Regions from separate parts of the Homo sapiens genome. Here region 2 is linked to region 1. Evidence: chromatin loops called from intact Hi-C (ENCODE). Cell type or tissue: breast epithelium. All regions are shown on one strand.

Evidence for each region. Hi-C counts contacts between places; a loop is a spot of excess contacts. Peaks named below come from ENCODE experiments on the same cell type or tissue, not always from the same donor. Only the 100,000 strongest peaks of a DNase experiment are listed, where the experiment ranks them.
Region 2: a loop joins it to region 1, with 23 times the contacts of the local background. A loop is called at or near these places in 1 of 110 quality-filtered maps.

What each region holds. Positions count from the first base shown.
Region 1 is chr14:51,405,399-51,410,398 of GRCh38, reverse strand. It overlaps a transcript of FRMD6 not described here. Among named protein-coding and RNA genes, the nearest start is that of LINC02310, 11 kb to the right of the region's middle. In breast epithelium, no CTCF peak of the experiment used is centred here; no DNase peak of the experiment used is centred here.
Region 2 is chr14:51,919,912-51,924,911 of GRCh38, reverse strand. All of the region lies in intron 2 of GNG2 (G protein subunit gamma 2), which reads right to left. Among named protein-coding and RNA genes, the nearest start is that of GNG2, 62 kb to the right of the region's middle. In breast epithelium, no CTCF peak of the experiment used is centred here; a DNase peak (open chromatin) is centred at 2,025; H3K4me3 peaks cover 864 bases; H3K27ac peaks cover 298 bases.

The sequences.
Region 1 (5,000 bases):
TCCATGGTTTCTCCATAGGTATGACAGAAAAATGAGCCTCCTTTACAATTCCTTGGGCAATCTGAAGAAAATTCAGTAAAACAAGTTGACTCCTGGCTTTGAGACTAAATAACCTATAGATACAGGTGAAAACAGGAGACAGTACTCACACTGTAGTGGTCAGGGACACGGAATCAGCAAATGCTAGATTCTTTACAGAGAAAAGCCACTTTTTTAATGCCAATTTTGGGAAGACTTTTTCCTCCAAATACCAAATATTCCTAAGCTTTTTTGTTGGGATAATTTGTTTCAGAAAAAGATCTGAAACTAATTTGTACAAAAGCATAAGACAGATAGCAACATAACAAAGTAGTTCTCCATTGAAACACTGAGTAATAATTCTCTCTTCTTCCATCCCAAGATTTACATTCAAGAAGTTTGAGATATGACCTGTGATCAGCATTTTAGCAAGGATGCCAGATGATTTTCAAGGAGATGGTCTAAGATGGCACTGTGAAACATACTGCGTTGGGCCGGGCGTGGTGGCTCACACCTGTAATCCCAGCACTTTGGAAGCCTGGCGTGCATGGATCACTTGAGCCAAGGAGTCCTGGGCAACATGGCAAAGCCTTATTTCTAAGAAAAATACAAAAATGAGCAGGGCATGATGGTGTGTGCCTGTGGTCCCAGCTACTCAGGATACTGAAGTGGGAGGATCAATTGAGTCTGGGAGGTTGAGGCTACAGTGATCCAAAATTGTACCACTGCACCCCAACCTGGGTGATAGAGTGAGACGCTGTGTCAAAAAATAATAACAATAAATAAGGAAATAAAAGAAATACTGCCTTAACATGCTTTTAAGCATGGGCATTTGCATTTTAACAAGAATTAAAGCCTGAAGTTAGAGGAGTAAAGATGATATCCACTTCTCAATGGTGGGCTAGAGACCTTGACCAATTCTACTGCTGGAAACAACTAAAAATCCTGAATGAAAGACCTTTCAGCATCTTTTTAGAATAGTTGATGAGCTATCCAGAAAACAAGACATTCTCTGAGGCAAAAAAAAAAAAAAAAAAAAAGCAAAAAACTTAATTTAAAACAAGAGTCTTGAAGAGTAAGTCGAGCACTTAGGCTGGCTTTTGCTCTGAGGGATTTGTCAACTCAGGTGAAACTGAGCATTGGTTTTCCTATCGCGAAGGATTGGAGGAAGAAGAAGCACAGATCTGCACACAGAGGGTCAGAAGGCTAATAGGAGACCCCCATGAATGCTTACAAGAGGTTCATGCTCAGGTAAGGAGTAGACTAAAAATAAACCTGCCCCCATCCCTGTGAAATGTGAGAAAAACTGTCTCTCTCAAACTGTGGGATGGTGAGAAGGAGAAAAAGTCCCTGTCGAGTATTCTTAGCCAAAAGCTATTATAGATTTTGTATACCTTCACGCTACCTAGGATATCCAAAAATCCTCAAGGTGAATTTTTACTTTAAAGTGTTCGAAGTTTGTAGTAGCCCAGGAACCTGAGGAAATCAATTCTCTCTGATGAAAACCATTTGGATCCTTGTGCAAAAAATTGCCAAAGATAAACTTTTCAAAATAGGAGCTCATATTAAAAACTCCCCAAATGCCAGAAAACAAGCTTCCATTAAAGGAAGCAGAAAAATAAAGAACTGAAAATTAGACACACAATATATAGATATTAAAATTATTGGACACACAATAGAAAATACTTTACATGTTTAAAGAAATAAAAGATAACCTCAAAAATATGAGCAGGAGAGTAAAACGATTATGAAGAAGAGGCTATAAAGGGATTGTAATATGAGTAAAAGGGAAGAGACTACAAAAATGACTAAGCCTATCTGAAAAGTTGATTTGACAGAGTTGAAAAGAGCATTAGCAAGCTGGAAGAGAGATCAGAAGAAATTATCCAGAATACAACATATAGAAATAAATACACAGAAATTTCAAAAGAGAAGTTAAGAGTTATGTAATATAGACTATGGTATATGTTAACATAAATTCAAGCAGTATTCCTGAAGGACAGTAAGGAGTTGAGAGAAAATAAGGAGAAAACAATATTAAAGAATTAATAAAATTAGCCAGGTGTGGTGGCGCATGTCTGTAGTCCCAGCTACTAGGGGTGCTGAGGTGAGAGGATCACCCGAGCTTAGGAGGAGGTAGAGGCTGCAGTGGGTCATGACTGTACCACTGCACTCCAGCCTGGGCAACAGAGTGATATTGTATTTGTAAAAAAAAAAAAAAGAATAGCTGAGAATTTTCCAATACTAATAAAAGACAGCAATGTGAAGACTCAGAATGCTCTATAAATCCCAGTTAAAATAAGTTTTAAAATGTCCATAGATTAAGACAACCTAGTCAAATTCCAGAACACTAAAGATTGAAAAGAAAGCATTAAAAGCAGCCATAGTCTTCTACCTAAAGAACAATAAAGGAATGCTATAGAGTTTATGCCCATAAATTTGAGAACTAAGATAATTCAGTAGAAAAATTCACTGAAATACACAAACTGCCAAAGCATATATAAAGCATTTATGATAATTACCCAAATTAAATGAACCATAAAGAACATCTCATGTTCTCTGCTAATCAGGCAATTAAGTTAGAAATCAATAATACAATCATAATGAGATGACATCCTCATGTTTGGAAATTAAGAAACACTTCTAAATTATTTATAGGTCAAAGAACAAATCAAAATGAAAATTAGAAAAATATTTTAAACTGAATTTTTTAAGTCTACTTGCCAAATATAGAAAGCAGTAATAAATATTCATATGAGAAAAGAAAAAATTGACAAATTCCTTTTTTAATGTATATTACCAAAATGGACCCAAGAAGAAACAGAAAAGTTAAATGATTCTATACCCATGAAAAAAATTAAATTTCACAAATAAAACTGGTGAAATTTTATTTTTCACCAATTTTGAATGTTTGGTAATATTTGTTAGTGAAGCCAATATTTGGATGGCTTCACTAACAAAAATTACCAAACATTCAAGAAAAAATAATCCTAATTACACAAACTATTCCAGAATATTGAAAAAGAGGAATACCTTCCATTTCATTTTATGAGGTTAGCATTACCTTGATATTCCAACTTTGCAAGGACAATATGAAAAAAGAATATTACATGCCAATCTTACTGTTGAACACAGATGCAAAATCCAAACAAAATATGAGCTAATCAAATACAATAATAAATAAAATGGATGTTACAATCACAATTACTTTAACATTTAAAAAAAATAATACTACATGGTAAATTATATTATACATTTTCCTTATTATCAGAGGTTCTAGTCAGTCCTAGGAAATGTGGAAACTTAGAAAAAAATTCACATTAATTGCAGTTAATATAACTATCCATGTGGAAAGTTTCAATGAACGCTCAAATAAATAATTAGAACTAGTAACAGTTTATCAAGTTTGTCTGATACAAAAATCTATATGTAAATATCACTTGCATTTTTTAACACCAACAACAAGGTGTTCTAAAATGAGATTTTAAACAATATTATTTATAATAGCATTAAAAATATAAAGCAATATATCTAACAAGATGCACAAGGCCTTCATAGAGAAAATGACAAAGCATTATTTGAAAGACTGCCTTTTGTATGCATGTGGTTATGTATATATTTGGACAAGCTTGGTTTACAAATACATATGGAAGTAGTGAGGATAATCTTGAAGAATAATTAGGCTGGGGTGGAGGATCTAATTAGTATAACAATCAATGTACAAAAATCACTAGCATTTTTATATACCAACAACAGCCAAGCTGAGAGCCAAATCAGGCAGGCAATCCCACTCACAATTGCCACAAAATGACTAAAATACCTAGGAATACAGCTAACCAGGGAGGTGAAAGACCTCTACAATGAGAATTACAAAATACTGTTCAAAGAAATCAGAAAACACATAAACAAATAGAAAACATCGCATGCTCATGGCTAGGAAGAATCAATATCATTAAAATGGCCATATTGCCCACAGCAATTTACAGGTTCAATGCTATTCCTATCATTACCAATAACATTCTTCACAGAACTAAAAAAAAACTAAAAATTCTTAAGGAACCAAAAAAGAGCATGAATAGCCAAGGTAATCCTAAGCAAAAAGAACAAAGCTGAAGGTATCATATTACCCAACATCAAACTATACTACAGGGCTACAGTAACCAAAACATCATGGTACTGGTACAAAAACAGGGATATAGACCAGTGGAACAGAATAGCCTAAAAATAAGACCGCTCACCTATGACCATCTCTTTGACAAACTTGACAAAAACAAGCAATGGGGAAAGGATTCCCTATTAAATAAATGATGCTGGGATAACTCACTAGCCATATGCAGAAGATTGAAACCAGCCCTCTTCCTTACACCATATACAAAAATCTACTCAAGATAGATTAAAGACTTATATGTAAAACCCAAAACTGTAAAAACCCTGGAAGACAACCTAGGCAATACCATCCTGGTCATAGGAACAGGCAGAGATTTTATAACAAAGACACCAAAAACAATCACAACAAAAGCAAGAATTGACAAGAGGGATCTAATTAAACTAAAGAGCTTCTGCACAGCAAAAGAAACGATCAACAGAGTAAACAGACAACCTACAGAATGGGAGAAAATATTTGCAAACCATGCATCTGGAAAAGGTCTAACATCCAGCATCTATAAGGAATTTAAACAAATATACAAGAGAAAACAAATATACAAGAGAAAACAAATAACCCCATTAAAAAGTGGGCAGAGGACGTGAACTGACACATTTCAAAAGAAGACATACATGCGGTAAACAAACATTTGAAAAAAAAAACTCAAGTCACTGATCATTAGAGAAATGCAAATCAAAATCACAGTGAGATACCATCTCACACCAGTCAAAATGGCTATTATTAAAAGTCAGAAAATAACAGATGCTGGTGAACTTACAGATGCTGGAATAACAGATGCTGGAGAATAACAGATGCTGGAGAAAAGGGAACACTTATA
Region 2 (5,000 bases), 510 kb before region 1:
CTGTACACAGCGCAAGCTTAACAACTGCTGTGTGTTATTAGGATGATGAACACAAGAGCAGAGATGACAGGCAGCATTGTCAGACGTGCACGAGGACAGGATGTTTTCTAGATGCTAAGTGAGACCAGTGTTTACCTCCAATTATTTACACTTTCAGTAGGTCCTGGCTTTGGAAAATACCATGCTCAGAACTGTAATATAGTAGTACTGTGTCTCAGTCTATGTATTGCGGCTTGCCTAACAAGTTAAGATGAATCTCATCATGGAATTTTCTCCTTAGAGCAACTTAGCTTGTCAAGGGCTGTTTCTTCCTCAAGGTTCCTCTGCTGAATCTCAGAGCAGAAGTTTGTTGTGGCATTGACTCTCTTCCTCTTCCTTCTTGCCTCTGACCTGCTGTATTATACCTTCAAATAGCAAAGACTCTCACTGAGGTAACACATATTGGCCCAATCTTCCTAAATGTTTTATATTTCAAAACTACCTCTCCCATCCCATTCTTCTCTATTAACTAATCTCAACTCAAATGAATAAGCCTGATGATGTACTACTAATTTCAGGTAAAATGATTGGTAGTGATGACTGATATATAAATAGTACTTCACAATTTAATAGGGGTCTTCCATGTATAGTATGCCATTTTGACTTCATAGCTATTCTGTGATATTTAGGTGGGTGTTATCATTCCTATTTTCAGATTAAGAAACCGGGCTCAAGTGAATTAGCTGGCTTGCTCTAGTCTACAAAACTGTTAAGGGACCTCAGTTAGGAACCCAAAGCTGCTTCTGTGGTCTGTGAAGCCAATCTCAATATGATGTTAGTGGCTTAATTTATAAGGTATGAATGACCAATAGCTTAAGCCTATCAATAAATATGCACATTTAAAGAGAGACCTGAAAAGGATCATAATTTTATAACTACAGAATGAAGACTGGGGTAGGAAGTACAAATTCCAACATCTCTGAGCAGAGAATCTTTCTGAGTTTTGTTGCCCGTTCCTGCTGACCCGCATGATCAGCCCTAGGCAGAGGTGTCCCAGAGTCTGTTGAAGCTAAAGCTGAGTCCACCCCTACCCCAGGGAATCTGGGATCCTTTCCTGTCACAAGCAAGGGTTGTATTCCATTTGTATCTTAAATTCATATACATTTTACATTCTATTCCATGTCTATATACATAGTTTTAAATAAAATAAAGTGAAACTTTTACCATATTAATCTTGGCACATGGTTGCAATTTCTCCATTTAAGAAAGTGCTAAGATAGCATGAAATCCATTTAAGGTCAGCCAAACAAATATTTATTCATTAAATCAAATGAAGAACATATGTCTGTGTGTGTGTGTGTGTGTATTGTGTGTTTGTATATATATGTGTATATGTGTATATATATACACATATATATACACATACACACACACATACATATATTTGCCAATACAGAATATAAAATGTAAACATGTATATATATATATATTTGTGTATGTATGGGGAAAAGTGAACACTAACCATCCAATTTCACAGTTTCAAAAAATGTGAATCTCTACACCAACCCTCTCTTAACCTCTACAGTTCAAATCCAAATCTCAAACTTTCTGATTTGAATTTGCTTATCCCTATGTAATTCTAACTTAAGACCTAAGACCAAAAGGGAATCCTCTTTGAAATGCTCCCTCTCACTCTGGGCACCATCCTGAAGGTTCCAACAGAAAGGGCAACACATCAGCTTATCATGGCAGCAATTCGCCAGTCCACAACAGAAAAAAGCCTTAGACAGGCTCCAAGCATTTCCTGCTTAATGCCTATTTTCTCTGCTCAGTTGTCATTTTTAAATAACGGTATTTTGTGAAAAACAAAACCACCCTGTACGTGGGAAACCATAAAGAAAGTTATTTGCTAGAAAGAACTGCCTTGCTAACAAAACGTATGTTGGCACGTTTAAAGACAGAGCTCCTGGGGCTGCCTTGAGTAAGTCTTGCTGAAAGTGTCTGCATGGCATTATACACAAGGCTTTCCCTTCTCCTCTGCCCCCACCCTGCAGCCTTGGAAATTTGCAGTTGCAATCTTTGACTGGACTCTATTGAGACTTTCCACCCCCGGCTGCTCAGGAAACACATACCAGCAAACAGAATGAAAGGGCCTTTTATAAGCACGAGTCCGTTATGTCTTAAACAGACTCCCACAGAAAGGCTTTTTTGTTTCTTACTCTTTAGGAAAAACTGAGCTCCTTCTGAAAAGTCTTTGGAGAGAGAGAAGAAACCGAAGACAGGGAGAAGGCTCAAGGGAGGAAGATAGGCTAGGGACAAAGGAGGGGCAATGGAAATTGTCAGAGAGGTTGAACTCTACTTTTCTAAGGTAAAAGCGACAGTGTTGGATAGCCTCTGGTAGGGGTAGGGGTCAGGGTGTGGTTGTCAGGGCTAAGAGGGGAGTTGGCTGCTACTACCCCTTGGAGTCTTCCCCCTCGCCAACTACCACCATCCCCAAAAGAGGGAGTCATCCATAGCAAAAAACACTGAGAGACTCTAGTGCTCTGGTCTCCAGAAAAGTTTCAGGAAACTAGATTTTTGCTAAGTAAACTTAATTTCTTGTCTTCTTCTTCTCCTTTTCCTTTTATCTAAAAAGCTACATTTTCTGTTTTACAAGATCCACAAGCAATTTCTTTCCCATGATAGCATCCTAGTTTCTCACAGAAAAAGTAGTTTCTCTCTCTTTTATAAGAAAGCATAATCTCCATTATTTCAGACATCCCCAAATCACAATAGTCTGAATTGTCAGAGTTTTAGCTGTCAGAAGATTACACAAACACGCATATACACACAGAAAGTGGAAGAAATGTAAAAGTCTTATTAGTTCATTCTTTATTAAACATTTAATAACCACTTATAATATAACAGAGTCCAGGTGGTATCATTTATGAAGAAAATGCTAAAGAAAATAGTGCAAAGGAACAAAATGATAGTTTCAGAGATTTGGGTGTATTAAGAAATGAAGAGAAAATGATGCTGTTTATTGCAAATCTGTATGGGTTTAATTAAAACAGAATCTCTGTGATACACTAAGTCAGCTGAAGTTAATGCTTATACATTTTTAATGAATTTTTTCATAATTTGAAAAATCCTTTTCAAGTTTAATTTATGAGGTCTCATGTTGCTTAAGTAGAGCAAAAACCCATTGGCATAAGAGCATCCACCTCTCAGCCTCTGAAGTAATGGCATTGATTTCTCCTGCTTTGTTGTCCTGGCCGCAGGTGTGAAAGCATTATGAAGTAAGCACTAGTTCAATATCCTGTGTGCACCCCATCCTCAGGGGCTTAATTACCTGCCTGTGTCCCAAGGAAGAAGAGAGTCCCTGTGGGCATGAAATAAAGCATTCTATGGTTTGGGCCTTCTTCCAACAATAAAAAGTTGTGCTTTAAAACATGCCTAACACAAAGCAGGTTTGGTAAGAATTGTGGAAATGTCAATTATTGGTTCCCAAACACTATTTTGTTTATATGTTCACTCCAGGGTCTCGAGTATTCTGCCTCTTCTGGAGTCCAGGCTTTAGAAGAGGTGACCTTCTTTCAGGGAATAGTAATAGCAGTTAACACTTCTTACATACCATAATGCAGGCCCTAAGTACTTTACTAGATTAATTCACTGAATTCTCACAACACTATGCGGTGCATACTATCTTATCTCCCATCTTACAGTTTTGGAACGGGAGGCACAGAGAAGTTAAGAAATGTACTTAGTCACATAGCTGGTAGGTGACAGAGCTGGGATTTCAACCCTCACAATCTGGTTCCCAAGTCTGTACCTTTTTTCACTATACAATACAGCCTTTTAGGACACTGAATATGAAAGGACCTCAGAGATGACCTCATCTTAATTCTCTAATTTTATAGGAGAAAGAATGAGATTCAATGAAATTAAGTGACTTATCCAGAGGAATATGATGAGTTCTTGGCAATGTTTGCAGCAGAACCAAAATCACTCTAATCCTAATGAAATGTGTAAACACCACACCCTTCACCCCACCCAAAGAACTCAGGTTCTCCTAAGCAGCCCAGCTCCCATGTTTCCATGGCCCCAACAGTTGCAATTTATTGGGGCTATGGAAATTCATGATGTCTTGGTTGAGAAAGATCAACATCTGTACTGGCAGTAACACAGGTAAAATTCATGGTGAAGGCATCTTCCACTGCCTACATAGAATGAAATGGAAAGAGGGAATAAGAACCATTCAAGGAACATTATTCTAAGAGCTCAAAATCTCCGATGCTCACCTAGACCTTTCCATTTATAAATTCTCTCCAAAGTCAGTCTTTCCAATTGTATCTCATAGTTTCATGGCATTCTGTTCCTATTGTTCAGAGTACTTCTGTATCATAATTTGTAATTATATTCTGCCTTCTGTATCCGTAAAGTCAACCAACCATAGATTGAAAATATTTGGAAAAAATGGATGGTTACGTCTGTACTGAATATGTACAGACTTTTTTCTTGTAATTATTTTCTAAAAATATAGTATAATAACTATTTACTTATATTGTATTAGGTATTATAATTATTATAATTATTATATTGTATTAGGTATTATAAATAATCTAGAGATGATTTAAAGTATAGGGGAGGGTTTGTATAAGTTACATGCAAATACCGTTGTCCCTTGATATCTTCAGGGGATTGGTTTCAGGACCCCTGTGGATACCAAAATCTGAGGATGCTCAAGTCTTGCAGTCAGTCCTGCGTTAGTTCCAGATATGGTCCTCAGTATCTGCAGGTTCTACATCCCACAAATACCATATTTTTGATCCAACATTGGTTGAATTCTCAGATGCAGAACCCTCAGATACAAAGGGCCAGCTCTACAATATCATTTTATACAGGGACTTGAGTATCCATGGATTTTGGTCTCCAAGGGGGTTCCTAGAATCAATCCCCAACAGATACAGAGGGACAACGGTTTATATCTAATTGTGTATGTGTTTAGTTCTGCTCCCCAGCTAGACAGTACACTCCATGAC